Regions from separate parts of the Homo sapiens genome. Here region 1 is linked to region 2. Evidence: read pairs that join two places in POLR2A ChIA-PET (ENCODE). Cell type or tissue: PC-9. All regions are shown on one strand. Links, peaks and the distances in the headings refer to the core of each region. The heading gives the core; the rest is flanking DNA.

Region 1 (2,817 bases), core at 148-2,647, 140 kb before region 2:
TGCACTGCTCTTCCTTCTGCCTGGAAATCCTCACTGTCCTTTGCCTGGTAAATTCCCATGCATCCTGGCGGTCTTGGCTTAGATATTACGAAGTGGTCCCTTAGGTCCCAGAGCAAGGGCTCCTCCCATGGGCCCAGCACGCCCCCCACTGAAGCATGTTTCACATCGTATCATAACTGCCCACCGTGGGGTCTTGCTTCTCTGTGAGACCATGGCCTCCACAAGGGCTTGGACCATGTTGGGGTTTGCCTAGAACAGAGGCTGCCACAGGTGCGAGCAAACACGCACTAGGATTTGGATCCCTCAGATGCTTCCAAGCAGAGTAACAAGATCAGACTCACATTTTAGAAAGATGACTCTGACTCCAGTGTCTATGTTGGGGAGTGGGCGGGGCTGGAGATGGGCAACAGCTTAGAGGCTATTGCAATAGTCCAAGCAGATGCAAGGAAGGATAGAACCAGCGAGTCAGCTGCTGGGAGCAAGAAGAGGAGCACGATCTGGGAGAGTTTTTGGAAGAGACATCAACAGGACCTGGTGACCACTGGCCCTGGGGATAGTGAGAAGGGAGTGGAGGGTGGGTCCAGCTTTCCCTCTGTTATTTTGTGTCCTTCCTCCTGTCTTGCCGGTGAACAGATCCGACTTCCTAAGGCACAATATAGTGCAGCGGTTATGAGCACAGGCTTTGGAGCCCAACTCTGGGTTCGGCTCTCCTCTCCACTACATACTTGCTGGGTAAGATTGGGACAGATTTACTCAACCTCTCTGTCCCTCAGTTTACCCGTCTGTAAGGCAAGGATGGTAACTGAGATTTAATTACTGCATTTCATGGATTCTAAGATGATTAAAATTGATCTCCATTTTAACATTTCTGAAATCAGGGTGAGTCTGAAAATCAATGGCATATCAAGGATTAATTGGCAGCATCGTTTAGTGGTACACAAATAACGTGATGTCTAATGATTGATGGAACTGTAGATTTGATGAAACACAAAAATACACGGAGAGACCAGTACCTGGCATGTCGTAAGGGGTGAATAAACATTAGCTGTTATTATTATTGTCATAATTTGTTTTCTGGAGAATTGTTTGCATACAAGGTAACAAATGCCCAATCAGATTAAGAGACAAATATAATTAGGAGCTAAAAGAGAAAAGAAAGCCGGGTGCGGTGGCTCACGCCTATAATCCCAGCACTTTGGGAAGCCAAGGTGGGTTGATCACTTGAGGCCAGGAGTTTGAGACCAGCCTGGGCAACATGGTGAAACCGTGTCTCTACCAAAAATAAAAAAAAATAGCCAGTCTCATAACCTGGTCTCAAAATAAATAAATAAATTAATTAATTAATTAATTAAAAATTTTAAAAAGAGAGAGAAAAGAAGCTAATTCATAAATAGATACAAAGCCTTAAAACTTTTAGTAATCTCCCCCCCAAAAATTCCCAAAGCCGAATGCTTCCCCTGAAAGGTCCTACAGAATTCTGCCAAAGTTCCAGAGAAAACTTTAGAAATTCCTCCTTTACAAAGGGGACCAGAACTTCTGGCTCCCTGACCGGCAGGGGGAACCAGGGCATGTCCCTGGATGACTTTGGGGGTGTTCCCTGTGTCCTTGTGAATTTCCCTGAGTCACCATTACTCACTGCCCACAATCAGGGCTCTGCTACCTTCCAACCAGGAGAGCAACAACACCCGGGGATCAAGGGCCATCCTCAAACAAAAGTGTGATTATAACGCGTTCTGCACGGGCTATAAACCGTCCCCAGCTCCGGAGAGCAGGGTGACCCTCACCAGCGTCTTATTTCTGGCCTCCTGGGTTGTGTTCCTGCCTACTGACTTGGCAAATCCTAGGCGACTCGCCTTGTTTTCTCTCCTCACTTAAATACATGTCTGGAAAAAGCCTCCACCCCCACAGACCCTGCTGTGTGCGGAGAGGGTGGCATGCCTGGAGGAGGAGGAGAGACAGGGCGGGCTGACTCGCAGAGCCTCCTGCTCCCTGTGGAGAAGACTTGGCCCAGGAAGGCGCCCCCAGGCCCAGCTACTGGGGGAAGCAACACTTCCCGGCTCCTGTGCTCCTTCAGGCTCAGCCAGGACCCTCAGCACAGCTCTTATTCTCTCCTGCTGTTGTCTGCATTGCCAGGGGACTGTCTTGGCTACCCCCACCCTGTCAGGCTCACACACCAGGGCCTGGTGACAGGGGCAGCCTCGACCTCCCAGACTCAAGTGACCCTCCCACCTCAGCCTCTCAAGTAGCCGGGACCACAAGTGCACATGGCCACGCCCGGTAAATTTTTGTATTTTTTGTAGAGAAGGGGTTTCACCATGTGGGCCAAGCTGATCTCAAACTTCTGGGCTCAAACATTCCTCCTGCCTTGGCCTCCCCAAGTGCTGGGATTATAGGCGGGCATCTCCATTTCCTTTTCACAGCTGAGGAAACTAGGCCCAGTGATAGAAACTGATTTACAAGAATCGGAGTGCTCCCTCTCATTGACAGAAAGGAAATGGGCTTTCAACGTGAGTGCTCCATTTCCTCAAATTGAGCATAAGTTCCTTGGCAACAAGCCATACTCATCTTACATTTCTTGACTTGCTGGAAGCATTAAGCACAATGCTGGGCACATGCAGTTAGTGGGTATCAAACACTTAAGAACTAGTTGATTTGAAGTAAATAAATAGGCCAGGCAAGGTGGCTCACGCCTGTAATCCCAGCACTTTGGGAGGCCAAGGCAGGCAGACCTCCTGAGGTCAGGAGTTCAAGACCAGCCTAGCCAACATGGTGAAATCCTGTCTCTACTAAAAATACAAAAAATTAGCCGGGCGAGTT
Region 2 (2,817 bases), core at 116-2,615:
AAGATATAATCAACAGAGTGAACATACAACCTACAGAATGGGAGAAAATATTTGCAGGCCGAGCGTAGTGGCTTATGCCTATAATCCCAGAACTTTGGGAGGCTGAGGTGGGATGATTGCTTGAGCCCAGGAGTTCAAGACTAGCCTGGCCAACATGGTAAGACCCCATTTCTACAAAATAGTAAAATAAAAAAATTAGCCAGGTATGCTAGCATGCACTGGTGGTCCCAGCTACCCTGGAGGCTGAGGCGGGAGGATAATTTGAGTCTTGAAGTTTGAGGCTACAGTGAGCTATGATCATGCCACTACACTCCATGCATTCCAGCCCGGGTGACAGAGTGAGATCCTGAAAAAAAAAAAAAAAAAAAGGAAGGAAAGAAGGAAATGTTCGCAAAGTATGCACCAACAAAGGACTAATATCCAGAATCTACAAGGAACTCCAACAATACAACAATAAAAAAAAAATAACCCCATTTAAATGTGGGCAAAAGACATGAACACACACTTTTCAAAGAAGACATACAAATGGCCAACAAGCTTATGAAAAAATGCTCAGCATCACTAATCATCAGAGAGATGCAAATTAAAACCATAATGAGGTATCACCTTATACCAGTCAAAATGACTATTATACATATTATATTTATAATATATATAAATAAAATGTACATACTATGGAATACTACTCAGCTATAAAAAAAAGAAATTATGTCTTTTGCAGCAACATGGATGGAACTGGAGGCCATTATCTGAAATGGAGTACTCAGAAACAAAAAGTCCTGCTGGGCATGGTGCTTCACTCCTGTAATCCCAGCACTTTGGGAGGCCAAGGCAGGCGGATCACTTGAGGTCAGGAGTTCGAGACCAGCCTGGCCAACATGGCGAAACCCCATCTCTACTAAAAATACAAAATTAGCGGGGTGTGGTGACATGCTACTTGGGAGGCTGAGGCAGGAGAATGACTTGAACCCAGGAGGTGGAGGCTGCAGTGAACCAAGATTGCGCCATCGCACTCCAGCCCGGGCAACAGAGTCAGACTCCGTCTCAGAAAAAAAAAAAAAAATGAGCAAAAAGTCAAATACCACATGTTCTCATTTATAAGTGGGATCTAAATAATCTGTACACGTGGACACAGAGAGTGGAATAACAGACGCTGGAGACTTGGAAAGGTAGGAGGATGGGAGGAGGGTGAAGGATGAGAAATTACCTAAGGGTTATAATGCACACTATTTGGGCAATGGTCAGGCTTAAAGCCCAGCTGTTCAATATATCCCTGCAACAAATATGAGCTTGTGCCCCCTAAATCCATTTTTTAAAAAATCTGAGATCGCCTGGGCGCGATGGCTCACGCCTGTAATCCCAGCCCTTTGGGAGGCCAGGGTAGGCAGATCACGAGGTCAGGAGATCGAGACCATCCTGGCTAACATGGTGAAACCCCGTCTCTACTAAAAATACAAAAAATTAGCCGGGCGTGGTGGCGGGTGCCTGTGGTCCCAGCTACTTGGGAGGCTGAGGCAGGAGAATGGCGTGAACCCCGGAGGCGGAGCTTGCAGTGAGCTGAAATCGTGCCACTGCACTCCAGCCTGGGTGACAGAGCAAGACTCCGTCTCAAAAACAAAAAAAAAAAATCTGAACTCTAGATGTGCTCAATTGCTACAAGGATATCATTGCTTCTATGCCCTCTCAGTGGTCAGAGCTAGGAAAGATATGTATATGTATGAATCCATGCATAAACCTAGAAATATTTACTTCTGTATCTATTTATGATACTAGCTAAGGAGAATTTTATGAAGGTTGTTCCTCTGTCTTTATAACCTAGTATATAATAGGGTTATACATAAATATTTGTTGAATTGAATTAAATTAATTAGAAAATTAGAGGAATAAAGTGATGTTGAAATGTATTTGAGGATTGAAAGAGAGAGCAAGATAAATGAATCTCTGTCAGCTAGTGACACTGAAGAGGTCTGGTCTTGGATTCAGAAATCAGGGTTCGAAAACTGGCTCTTGCCACTGAGCCTCAGGACCTTGAATAAGTTGCTTAACCTCAGTGGGCTTAAGTTTCCCATCTATAAGAAGGAATAACTGGGCTAAGTGATCCTTAAGATTCCTTTCAGCTTGGGAGCATGAATCTGATTACATTGTTCACTTGCTTAAAGCATTTTCTTTTTTTTTTTAGACGGAGTCTCGCTGTGACACCCAGGCTGGAGTGCAATGGCAGGATCTTGGCTCACTGCAACCTCTGACACCCGGGTTCAAGCAATTCTCCTGCTTCAGCCTCCCGAGTAGCTGGAATTACAGTTGTCCACCACCATGCCGGGCTAAACTTTGTATTTTTAGTAGAGACGGGGTTTCATCATGTTGGTCAGGCTGTTCTCGAACTCCTGACCCCGTGATCTGCCCACCTGGGCCTCTCAAAGTGCTGGGATTACAGGTGTGAGCCACCACGTCCGGCCAGGGATTTGATTATTAAGATCAGAAGAGGAGAATGGATTGATGGAAAACTTGCAGCCTCTATCGCAATATATAAAATGGAAGCATTTTTACAGAATAGCATTTACTCTTAATACGAGAATATTGCATCTTTCTTGTATTCCAGTCTAGTCTGTTCCATTCTATTCCTTTTTGACCTGCTTAACTGATTTCACAATACTCTAATGGATGAATTACAACCCTTACCACTGCCCCAGAGAAAAGTGCAAACTCAGCACAGCAGTGGGGGCTGGGGGTGATGAGAGGGGCGGGTGGCGGAGGGGAGTCCCCTTCAAGAAATGGCAGCTGCTCACTCTCCAGCCTCCCCTCCAGCTGCTACCCACT

Evidence for each region. Peaks named below come from ENCODE experiments on the same cell type or tissue, not always from the same donor. Only the 100,000 strongest peaks of a DNase experiment are listed, where the experiment ranks them.
Region 1: POLR2A ChIA-PET joins it to region 2 with 14 read pairs; 13 of 35 experiments call an interaction of 5 or more read pairs at or near these places.

Annotation. Positions count from the first base shown.
Region 1 is chr6:37,057,852-37,060,668 of GRCh38, forward strand. No RefSeq gene overlaps it. Among named protein-coding and RNA genes, the nearest start is that of FGD2, 54 kb to the left of the region's middle. RefSeq lists an enhancer at 1-379. In PC-9, for the core only: a CTCF peak has its summit at 1,569 (motif pointing right); DNase peaks (open chromatin) are centred at 390 and 1,650; H3K4me3 peaks cover 1,031 bases; H3K27ac peaks cover 2,500 bases.
Region 2 is chr6:37,197,552-37,200,368 of GRCh38, forward strand. No RefSeq gene overlaps it. Among named protein-coding and RNA genes, the nearest start is that of PIM1, 29 kb to the left of the region's middle. In PC-9, for the core only: no CTCF peak of the experiment used is centred there; no DNase peak of the experiment used is centred there.